Regions from separate parts of the Mus musculus genome. Here region 2 is linked to region 1. A link is a contact called in ENCODE Hi-C data. All regions are on one chromosome and are shown on one strand. The core of a region is the stretch at or near the end of the contact, and the rest is flanking DNA. Distances in the headings are between cores, read along the strand shown.

Region 1 (5,662 bases), core at 974-3,473:
CTCTGATAGAGTAGCATGCCCCTCAAAAGCATTTGCTTTGTGACCCTGACTGGACGCCAGCTTTCCTTGTGGTCAGTGACTGACTCAGACCTGATAGATATGAGTAGGAGGGGATGTTGGCCCGACCTTCCAGGGCTGTTCTTAAAGCCTGAAGGATGTTTCCTACTGTCACCTGTTAACCTCTACTCTGTCATTAAGACCATTAATACCAAGTGCTGGTGTCGCCTCTCCTGTCGCCTCTCCTGAGGTAATACCTATGATCCCCAGACCTTTTCTTTCATACTCTTTATTGGCTGTTGCAAAATTCCCCCTTCTTTTTTTCTCCTCTTGTGGGGAGCCGCCCTCACATTCTCCATTGCAAGATGGCGCTGACATCCTGTGTTCTAAGTGGTAAACAAATAATCTGCGCATGTGCCAAGGGTAGTTCTCCACTCCATGTTCTCTGCCTTCCACGTGACGACAACTCGGCCGATGGGCTGCAGCCAATCAGGGAGTGACACGTCCTAGGCGGAGGATAATTCTCCTAAAAAGGGACGGGGTTTCGCCATTCTCTCTCTTGCACTCCTGCTCTCTGGCTCCTGAAGATGTAAGCAATAGAGCTCTTGCACTCTTGCTCTCTGGCTCCTGAAGATGTAAGCAATAGAGCTCTTGCTCTCTTGCTCTCTGGCTCCTAAAGATGTAAGCAATAAAGCTCTTGCTCTCTTGCACTCTTGCTCCTAAAGATGTAAGCAATAAAGCTTTTGCCGCAGAAGATTCCGGTTTGCTGCGTTCTTCCTGGCCGGTCGTGAACGCGTTCAAGATCCTCTGACAGCATGAATCTGTTTTTATATGACTTTTTTCTCTGGGCATAACATGACCATCCCATGGACCCCTTGGGGGTAGAGATCACCTCGACTTGGTAGCTATGGCAACCAAACAAAAAGAGTAGGTCAGTGGTAGCTAGGTCTATGGCAATGAGAATGGGGCTGTCGACACTCTCTCTAGAAAGAAGGAAGAGGAGAAGGCCATCGAATCCTCACTTGGGATTCCAGCCACGACTCAGTCCTGCCTTATGCTTGCCAGCTACAAGGCATATTGGAAGGAAATGGAAGATTGACTTGAAAGGGGGACTCCACACTGCAGCTTCTATGGAGTGCATGAGAGGGTGAGGCTTGGAGTCAGCTCTGCAGGGCAGGGTGTCAGTGATGCTTTGGGGGTCTATCAGGTTGAACTTGGTCGAACTTAGTCTGTCACTGACACCCTGTCTGAAGTGAAGAGATGTTTGTCCAAGTCTTCCCAGAGAAAGCAAATGTAACTGAGCCTGACCAACTCTGTGTCTCTCTTCACTGCAGAGAACTTGTAAGATAACTTAATATGCATGGGTGCATAGCTCATAAGTAGACAGCTGAACACTTGATTCAATGCTAGGGTGTGTGTGTGTGGAGCAGCAAAGTCCTATGGATGGACACACCGAAGGGCTAAGAGCAATCATTGTTTCAGGAAATACCTAACCATCAAACTGAAGTGACACAGTATAGATAGATACCAACATCTCTGTCCTGCAAGGTCCCCTGTGCTGAGGTATTCCATGTTCATGGACCCTGTGTATCATGAGAGGCTGGACAGAAAGAGCCACTCTAGTTTGGGCAAGGGCAGCTGGAGGAAAGATTTCTGGAGGCAGATGCGTGCGTAGGGGGTGTGGGCAGTTAGATGGGTGGAGAGGAGGTGGGAATGAAGGTTGGGGGGGCCAATGGAGCAGAGGAAGAACAGATAGAGAAGCCCCAGCGACATCAGATCTGAGGAGTGTGTAAGAGAGGAGTGATGAGCCCCTGTGGTAGGAACAGGGCAGCCGGGAGCCAGTGAAATATGTCAGAACAATTTTCTGGTGTTATCGTTACTATGACGACCATAGCCTTTGTGTGTTCTGTTTACTTGCGGGAAATATGACATTTGAGTGTCCTGTTGTGGCCATTGTCAGCTGGGATTGTGGGGGACACCAGGACTGGCCAGCCTCAGAGCTCTGCTTCCTGTCTTTCTGGCCTGGGAGAATGAGATAGTGGGTTATTAATACCGCTCTCTGGAGGCCTGAGGTTGGGGCTTGGTGGAGGCTTGTTTATGCAGCTTGAAATAGCCCACCACTTGCCTGTCCAGTGGGCGTGCTGCCAGTCCAGTGGGTGTGTGTCTAGGCGAACAAAGCAAAGCTATTTTTTACCTTGGAGAGCCCTAGAATGCGTCAGAGAGTCCCAGAGCCTGCCCTACCCAGCCCACACCCAGGCTAGTGGCTAGTCCCAGTGGATATGGGTCTCCTGGAGGTGTCAGTGGGTGGAGAGATCACATGTCCTCTTCCTTCTCTCCCAGCTGGAGACTTGGAGAGCGTCTAAACTTCTCCAGCCAGATGGAGGAAGGATTTAGTTTTATTCTCCAATATGTAATAGCGGTGGCTCCTGCTCAAGGCATCAGACTCTGTGTTGACTAACTATGTCCTGCTCACTGCTGTTTGCACTGAAATTTCTCTATGAGGAATGGAGATGCCACTTTCCACCGTGAAGCTGGAGCTCAGAGAGGTTAATGACTTACCCAAGGTTATTCAGCTAGGAAGAGGTTTGTCCCCTTACTGTAGAGTCCATGCCTTTCTCGCCACTTTCAATGCTTGCCCTGAAGGAGAATGGAAGCAAGGGGTGGTCAGGAAGCCTCATAGCAATGGCCTGGGCTTTGGCCTCTTGGGGCTCCAGTATAAGTCACTAGGAGGGTGTCTGGGTTACTGGCCACCACCTCTTGGCAGCTGGGAAGAGGTATGTAGAGCCCCCATGTATGTGGGTGTGTACCCACACTGGTAGTACCAGTGTCCTCTAGGGTGAGGGGGTCACTGGACCAATTCGTTATGAAAAAGTGGTGCCACGAACCTGCTGAGCAGAAGCATGGAGGCTACCCTCCCCTGGTGGGATGTACCAGGAAGACCACAGACTTCGCTGTCAGCCTTTGTTTTCTTCTCCTCCCTGTTCATCTAAGTCCTGCTATGCTGCAGTGATTGCTCTATCCATAGCTCCTCCAGGCTGTCTCCCCAACCTCTTACCACCTAGAACACAGGGACATCCTTCCTTATCTGGCTGGGGTCACAACCTCTATCTGTACAAGTGACATTTCAGGACTAGAGATGTTTTGAGTCTCTGTGAAGTCCCTTTCTGACTGGGCTGAGATCTTCTTGAGGGTTGGTCCTAGTGTGTGCTTCTCTATGCCACTGTGTGCCAGTCTCCTTCTTTCAAGTCTTCAGTGACTTCTTAATGCTCATAGGATCGATTATCTACCCATTCATTTGTCCATCCATCTGTCTGTCTGTCCTTTCATATATCCATTCACCCACCCACTTACCTGTCCATTCGTCTTCCTAGGTAGATCTGTTCTACCTTCCATCCACTCTTCAGTTTGCCCACCTACCTATATATACCTCTGTCTGTCCAGATATCTTTCTTCCCATAAGACCATTCATCCATCCTTCCACCCATCCACCTATTCAACAACACTGAGAATAATATAAGGGGTACAGAGGACCATTAGACACTTCCTTGGAGTTTAGAGCCCAAGAGTGGAAGAGATATTTTTAAAAAGATGCCATTATGATTTGAAGATAGTAAGTCCCATGTGGTTGAAGGGGTCGAGAAGTTGGGAAGGCCAAGTGGACACATACTCTACTCACAGTTTCCCCGTTGTTCTACTGGGAGACCTGGGTACAATCATTTTCTTCCTGTGCCTCAGAGTCCTGACTTTTGACCTGGGCACAGCTTAAATTCTCACTTCAGGATGTAGTAAGAGTTGAGTGAGATGCTTGTGAAGCTTGTAGCCTCTTTTCCTTCCTAACAGTAAAGACTATCTCTTCCTTGCTCTTCATAGTGTCTCCTGGTCTCAAGAATTACTGTGGTTACAGGAGTGAAACTGCATTTTCCTCAACCTTCTTGTTAGCCTCATTCTGGGGTCAGCAAGGGGACCAGGAATTGAGAGATGGATTGTTAGGCCAACAAACTCTGGCTCAAGCTTTTTCAGAACCAGTCTTGGATCTCTCTCTAGCCTTTTTGATTTTAGGGTTAGGGAAAGAGAGTTTCTAGAGGTCTCCTTTCCTTGGTCTGGCCTCAGCCTCATTGTACAGGCAGGCAAGATGAAGTCTGGGGAAGTTGGAAATCACTGGAGCCAGGATTAAAGTTTATATCTAAATGGCCTTTTAGTTACTTCTGCTGAAAGATGAGGGTAGAATTGGCAGAGCATTCAACTGACTGCATTTCCACATCCTCATTCCAGTTTCCTAGAGGACACTGGACCTCGCCATGGTCTGAACACACAGTCTACTGCTCCTGGGTCCCATTCCTGATCTTTGGGGATTTTGAAATTATAGTGGGCAAATAAAAGGAAGGAAAACAAATGCCTTGTGGTCTTGGGGTTTAGGGGACATAGAGGACCCAGTTCAGGCCAGTTAGGGTGACAAAGGAGACATCCCATGGAAGGCTGCAGTATGACTCTGGAAGGTCACATTGTCCTGTGTTATAGGAATAGGGAAGAAATGAGTCTTGGACAGCCCTCTTCTCGGGCCATCTTGCTTTTGAGGAGACCAGCTGGTTAGAAAGTAATGCAGTAAGGGGTGGGGATAATGGGGGATCACCTGTCCCTAGAGGTTGATCTTTTTCCATTGTGAGCTCAGGTCTGAGTCTGCTTGGGCTGTATGTTCTGAGTATTGTAAAATCCTGATAACTCCCTCTTTCCTTGAGCATTGTTAAAGCGAGGCACATGTTGTTAAAAACCAAAACAATGCAGGCACTCGTTTTGTAGCAGCACAGTTTTATGTTTAGTTGGAATAATATTCTTTTGAAATTCAATTTACCCGGTGCCACAGTGGTGCATAGGGAAGGAAGAAAGAACATGGGGTGCAGGGAAGTGTTCTTGAAATTCCCCAGCACCTTAGGCTTGAAATAGAAGAGAATGAAGTTGTAAAATCATAGTCTATGTCTGTGTATATGCACAGTCCTATTAACTAAAGCTGGGGGCCTCCTATTTCATATCCAGTGAGAACCTTCTGGGGACCAAAGCTGAGGGGTGATGAGACCCAGTGATTAGGTGGCCTGGCTTGCTGTAAGCAGGTGTCTTTGCAGAAGCTGGAAGCTTCAATGCCTGCTAGAAACTGTCTGCATACATGCCTGGGGTGCCAATGAAGATGTGTATCTAATTCCAGGCCAGTGTTTCCAACAGGATAGAGCAGGGAGGGGTGTGTGCACCAGCCTGGCAGGTCTGAGAATCAGAACCATTTGCTGCCAGCCCTGTGCTCTTAGGGGTGACCCTGAGGAGTCTGCTCACTGACACACTTAGGCATTCATATACTTTCTCCTGATCTCCAGGCACCAGCATCTATTTGTAAAATAAGCCAGTAGTTCCTAACTTGTCTGAAGCATATATGTTCATGTTTATTAATGATCATAACACTAATTGGGAATGATAGGAAACAAGGTGGGTATCTATGAAGAGAGGAATAGCTAAATACATCAGAAGTGCATTTCTGGTAGGGTACTGTAGAGTGTGCAGAGGTGGACATGGTGGCTCATGACTCTAATCTCAGCATTTAGAAGAATGAGGTGGGAAGAAGACCATGAATTCCAGGTCATTCTGGGCTACAGAGTAAGATCCTGTCTCAGAACAACAACCA
Region 2 (5,662 bases), core at 1,878-4,377, 910 kb before region 1:
GCTTGCCTGACTTAGGTGTAGCCGCAGGTGTCTCAGTGTTTTCCTTGTTGCTGCCATTCTCAGGGGCCTCCTCAGGGGCCTCCTCATCCTCTGACACCACATCCAAGTTGTCAAAGATGCTGATTCGGTGGACACGGCCATGAAGGTCCACTTCTACCATGCGCTGGGCCTGAGCATAGCTCATCACCTCTCGGCCTGGTGACTGTGAGACTTCAGAGGGGCTGGGTGACTGCTTGTTGGCTGGTCGTGACTGGCGCCCTTTCTTTTTGTGCTTGCGCAGTGGGGTCTGCTGTGGGGGTGGTGGGCTGTCGTGGTCATAGTGGTACAGGTGGTACTCGATACCACTGTAACTCTTGTAAACCTTGCGGCAAGTCTCCACAGGGCACTCATATGGTGGCTTAGTTGCCCGCAAATTGTGGCAGAAGGTCTTCACGTCAAAGTCCACCCCCATGCTGTCACATCTAGAATACACAGACCAATTAGCACAGGCCTGACAGTTTCCAGCTCCCACACCATACAGTAGATTCTCTTCAGCCTTCCTTTCCCAAGGATATCCTGGCCAGTCTCTCTTTAGAGCATCTCTAGGTGCCAGCTTCTTTACAAAGGTCCTAGTCTGGGCCCTTAAAACCTATTGCTGCCTATGTCTCAATTCCTTTGGCTTAGTCTCACATAAAGTGACAAGAGTGATCCTTCTACTAAGTAGCAATGATCATACCAATTACATTACTAAAAGCCTCCAGCTGCTCTCCAGCTTCTATTCAGACCATCTAATATAACATTCAAGAAATTCCTTTTGCTCTCTGTCCCTAGTCTTCCTTTCTAGATTCTTTTCAGTAGTTATGGTTTGGCAGGAGTGGCAGGGGTCAGCGCGGGAAGCCGGGGGAGCAGGGCCAGAGAGTGCAGGGCAGGAGCCGGGGCGGCCAGCTTCGCTTCCGAGAGTTCGGGTTTCCCCTTCTCGGCCCCGTCTCTCGTCGCCGGCCTCCCACACGGGGTTGGAGCCCTGGCGGGCGCCCCCGACAATAAGCCCAGACTGGAGGTGGGCTCACACTGCAGCATAAAATTCCCTACATGTTATAATCTCTCAAGGTTCAAAGGGCTCTCAATTAGGAATGTTGAATGGTGGGCTCCTACAAATTCTTCAAGACCTAGTTCAAATGACACTTTTTGGGGGGGGGGGGTTCGAGACAGGGTTTCTCTGTGTAGCCCTGGCTGTCCTGGAACTCACTCTGTAGACCAGGCTGGCCTCGAACTCAGAAATCCGCCTGCCTCTGCCTCCCAAGTGCTGGGATTAAAGGCGTGAGCCACCACGCCCGGCCAAATGACACTTTTATTATGACTTTTTTTCACTCTCTCAAGGAAAAGCTGTTCCCGTGGCATTTTATTCTCACCTCCAGTGTGACATTTTCTGGTTTTCTCCCATTCTACTAGGAGATCTTCAGTAAATACCAGACCTATTTACTTCTAAATCCCCAGTTCCTAGCATGCATTGGACTCCCAAGCCTGGGCAAATACCATGAAACCTGTGAATAGCTGAATGAGAAGACCACCAGATTAGGAGTTGAGGAAGATCAGATTACGCATTAAACGTTGCTTATTGTATGCCTGAGTGAGTGGCCAATGACTGAGTCCTAGATTCCAACAGAAACCATTGAACTACACAATCAGTGCATCGCTGAAGTCTTAATGGGGAACCTCACCCTGGAACTGGGTGGGGAGATATAGGGAGAAACCTTGTGAAATGGTCATTTCCGCAGGACAAACGGCACAGGCTACACTTGGTTTCCTCATTTACTGATTCATGCAACATTAACTCAGGGCCTACTGAATGCCAGGACACAAACATGATCACAAAAATCTAGGCATTATGTTCCAAGGTTCTCAAAGGCTAACCCTCCCCCACCTCAGTTTCTGGGTGAGTAGAGACAGCAGATGGCACCAAACCCCAGGGAGCCCAGCTTAGTCTGGTACCGCTCCAATTTCTCTCAGGACTAGTTTGAACTAGTGCCTAGGACCACCAATGCAGGGCCTGCCTAACCTCCCTGACAAACACTAACTCTCAGCCTTTCCTTCCTTCTCCTGAGGCTTAACTACAAGAATGGGCAGCTCTCGTCCATCTATCGACAGCAAGTCAGCCAAGCTACACATTCAATTCCAACTCACTTCTATTTCCTACCTGCTGCTGTGCCTTTAAACACAAAACCAATTATAGGTACAAACAAGCTCAACACTTTCCAAGCCGGGTCCCTGGTGAACGCTGCCGTTCTGGCTTTGCTGCCCTGGTTCCCGAACTAGCACAGTGCCCCAAGGGACCTGGCGTCAGAGGCACGAAGGTGTCCAGAACTTAGCTCTGAAAGCCCTGGGGCCCTTGGATATGGCGGAAGCACCTACTCCCGGGAACTCCAGGAGCAGAAGGAAGTAAGGGGTAAGGGGTGGGACAAGGCCCGCGGGGCTAGAGCCCAATCTCCCGGATGCTGCGCCGCTTCCCTTTTGTCAAAGTGTAACAAGTCAAACAAGGTTTCCCTTCTGCCTCTGGCCCAGGCAGCCTCAAAGGGAACACTGCTGCCGCGGACGCTCCCCACGAACGAATGGCATGTCAATTCTCCCTGCTCCAGGGGCTCAGGAGGAGCCTAAGGCGCCTCGCCAGGGCTGCCCCTTCTCCACTGGCACTACCTCCCGGCCCCGGCCCGTACTCACCGGCCACCTCCAGTCTGGGCTCATCGCCGGGGGCGCCCGCCGGGGCTCCAACCCCGTGTGGGAGGCCGGCGATGAGAGACGGGCCGAGAAGGGGAAACCCGAACTCTCGGAAGCGAAGCTGGCCGCCCCGGCTCCTGCCCCGCACTCTCTGGCCCGGCTCCCCCGGCTTCCCGCGCTGACCCCTGCCACTCCTGGTCCCGCCGGTGCCCCAGCGTCGCAATTCCGCAAGCACCTTCGCGTTTCCCGAGCTTTTGGATCTTCTGGCCTGGGAACCCGGTGCCGCCGGGACAATGGGGGGGCTCCTGGAGGCGGCACAGGAACAGCAGCGGCGAGACCGTGGCGGCAAAGGCTGTGGCAGCGGCGGCAGCAGCAGCGACGGCGACGGCGTCCGCCAGGGTAAACGTGGTCCCGTGGCGCTGTATAGACGCACTTTCGCCACGGTTCCTCGCCGGTCTACTGAGGAGCTTGAGACCAACCTGTCGGTCTGAAAAAGATCTCTGGACACCTTAAAGGGCTCAGCAAGCGCCTCCATGTTCTAAGTGGAGTTTCTGGCGAGCGAAAGCTCAGTTTTGGGGAGTCTGAGTCCTCGGGCCGTTTGTGGCGAATCTGCGACTACGGACAGGCAGCGCGAGGCTGGGCGTGAGGAGCCCGCCCTTCTCCCCTCCCCCTCTGCCGCCGCCTGCTCCCTCCCTCCTGCTGGCGCGACTGCTGCGGTAGGGACCTGGCCTTGGTCTCCGAGGAAGGCGACTGGGAGGAACGGGGCGGGAGCGCCGGGTGGGGCGGAGTTGAGGGCAGGGCCTAGAGCCGGACGAACGCAAGGGAGCCGCAGAGGCCCGCAGATATGGTCAGGGGCGGGGCGACGTGGGAAGACTAGGCCGGCGCGGGAGGGGCTTGTGTTTAGGGGGTGGAGCTGCGGGAAAGCGGTGCCCTGATGCGACGACCGCAGCCGGAAGAGTGGGCCCGAGGGGCCCAAGTAACGAAGGGCGGAGCTTTGGGTAAGCCTGGAAGGTGGAGCTAAACTAGGGATGAAGCTACAGCTGGGAAAGCGCACCACAGTGCTGCAGGGTAAGGGCGGGACTTAGGAACGTAAGGGGCGGGGCTTCCGCTGAAATGTGAGACTGAAGGGTGACGAGGCGTGGCCCTAATGAGGGAACTGAGTTTGGGGAGGTTCCAGTGCATTCCAGTAAAACTGTAGGACTCAGATTGGCAGCGCTGGACTACAAGGTTACCGGTAGCTGATTGGAAGACGGTATCAAAACACACAGCCCATTGAATATGACTGACACCTCAAGTGTGATCGTGGGAAATTCTTCTTTGGGTTCTTCAATTGTAAACCTGGAACTCGAAAATTCTGTCAGTTCCTGGGGGTTTCAGAGAATTTGGATGTCAGGGATCATCATTGTCAAGCAGTGCTTGTAGTTTTGTCACTGAAGAGTATGATAGTCTTCCAAGATGCTAGAGTCACTGAGAACGCGGTTTATTTTCATGCGGACTTGGTATTCAGCTCCCTAAAGTGCACGTTTTCTTATGACACGTTTCCCCCGAGAAATGCCAATAAAACCAGCACTCCAAGTTGTTTCCTGGTCAAAAGGGGGGGTCTGGCGTAAAATCGGTGGTTTCTATAAAGAAATGGCTTATTGCAGCGGAGTTTCTCATTATTAAATGGGGATAATATATAGTCCCTCTGTCCCGGGGTTATGATAAGGATTAAGAGAGTTGAAGACTGTAAATTGCCTAATACAGTGTCTGTTGTATAAGATTCGCATGCACAAAGAAAATACAAGCTATTATACTCATCCAGAAAATTCAGAATAAACCAGTAATCGCAGCACTCAAGAGGATTGAATTAGGATTGCTCCAACTGCTTATGAGTTCCAGGTCAGGCTGAGCCATACAGCAAGACCCTATCTAAACAAAACAACCAAAATAAATGAATCAAAGAAGTTATACAGCTTTTTTTCATTATTGAAGGCTTTGCACACACAAGGACAGGGATATATCACAACAGCCGTTTCTTTTTTATTAAAAAACAAAACAAAACTTTTTTTTTTAATGACAAAGTCCAGATAAGTTGCCTACACTGGCCTTGAACTTGTGATTACAGGCTTGTACCACTAGGACCTCACAGTTGTCTTAAAGCTAGCTCTTTTGGGGTGAAGAACCTTTTAGAAAATCTCATGAAAGCTATGGGTCTGTCCTGAGGAAAAAAGTGTTCAAGTATGTATAACAAGTTTTCTTAAAGATTTATTTATTTATTTTATGTATGTGAGTACACTGTAGCTGTACAGATGAGTACACAGTAGCTGTACACCTGAACCTTCATGTGGTTGTTGGAAATTGAATTTTAGGACCTCTGCTCGCTCTGATCAACCCTGCTTGCTCAGATCTTGCTTGCTCCGGCCCAAAAATTTATTTATTATTATATATAAGTACACTGTAGCTGTCTTCAGACACACAAGAAGAGGGTATCAAATCTCATTAATGGTGGTTGTGAACCACAGTGTGGTTGCTGGGATTTGAACTCAGGACCTTTGGAAGGGCAGTCAGTTCTCTTAGCCACTGAGCCATCTCACCAGCCCACACGTTTTCTTACAATATTTGAAATTTTATATAGAAGTGACTGGATGAGTGCATTAGGATGGATGTTAACCTCACTGAAGTTATCATTACTCCCTCACTCTTGATGTGACCCCAGGCTCTGGGTCCCTCAGTCTCCCTCTCCAACACCCATGAGACAGAGACTGCGTAAGATGAGCTTTATTGTTGTCATGAGGCGGTAGGTGGTGATCATGCCAAGCCTTTCTGAAGTCAGGGGGCAAAAAGCTTGTCAGCCAGCACTGATCAACCTAGATGGCCCTCCTGGTCAGGTTCAGAGCTCCAGGTGCCTTTAACTTCCAGCAGTGGGTAGACAGGTAAGCAGACTGCTAAGCATTGGCTATGTGAAGTCCTCAGGGCTGTTCTGGGGCTG

Evidence for each region. Hi-C counts contacts between places; a loop is a spot of excess contacts on that map.
Region 2: a map of heart shows a loop between it and region 1 (4-fold over the local background). The contact joins the promoter of Brpf1 here to the enhancer-like site in region 1. A Hi-C loop is called at or near these places in 3 of 37 maps with a recorded cell type or tissue (heart and left cerebral cortex).

The regions. Positions count from the first base shown.
Region 1 is chr6:112,398,677-112,404,338 of GRCm38, reverse strand. No RefSeq gene overlaps it. Among named protein-coding and RNA genes, the nearest start is that of Gm38873, 11 kb to the right of the region's middle. Within about 2 kb of position 2,223, at least 1 of the 3 ENCODE cell types and tissues checked has a DNase peak (open chromatin) inside an H3K27ac peak, as active enhancers do; it is heart, where a contact is called at or near this core.
Region 2 is chr6:113,304,602-113,310,263 of GRCm38, reverse strand. It overlaps Brpf1 (bromodomain and PHD finger containing, 1), which reads right to left and starts at 3,127. Exons shown (of 13, transcript NM_030178.2): 1 at 2,927-3,127; 2 at 1-461. The coding sequence starts at 451. Cpne9 (copine family member IX) reads right to left here. Exons shown (of 21, transcript NM_170673.3): 21 at 4,693-5,662. The coding sequence ends at 5,643.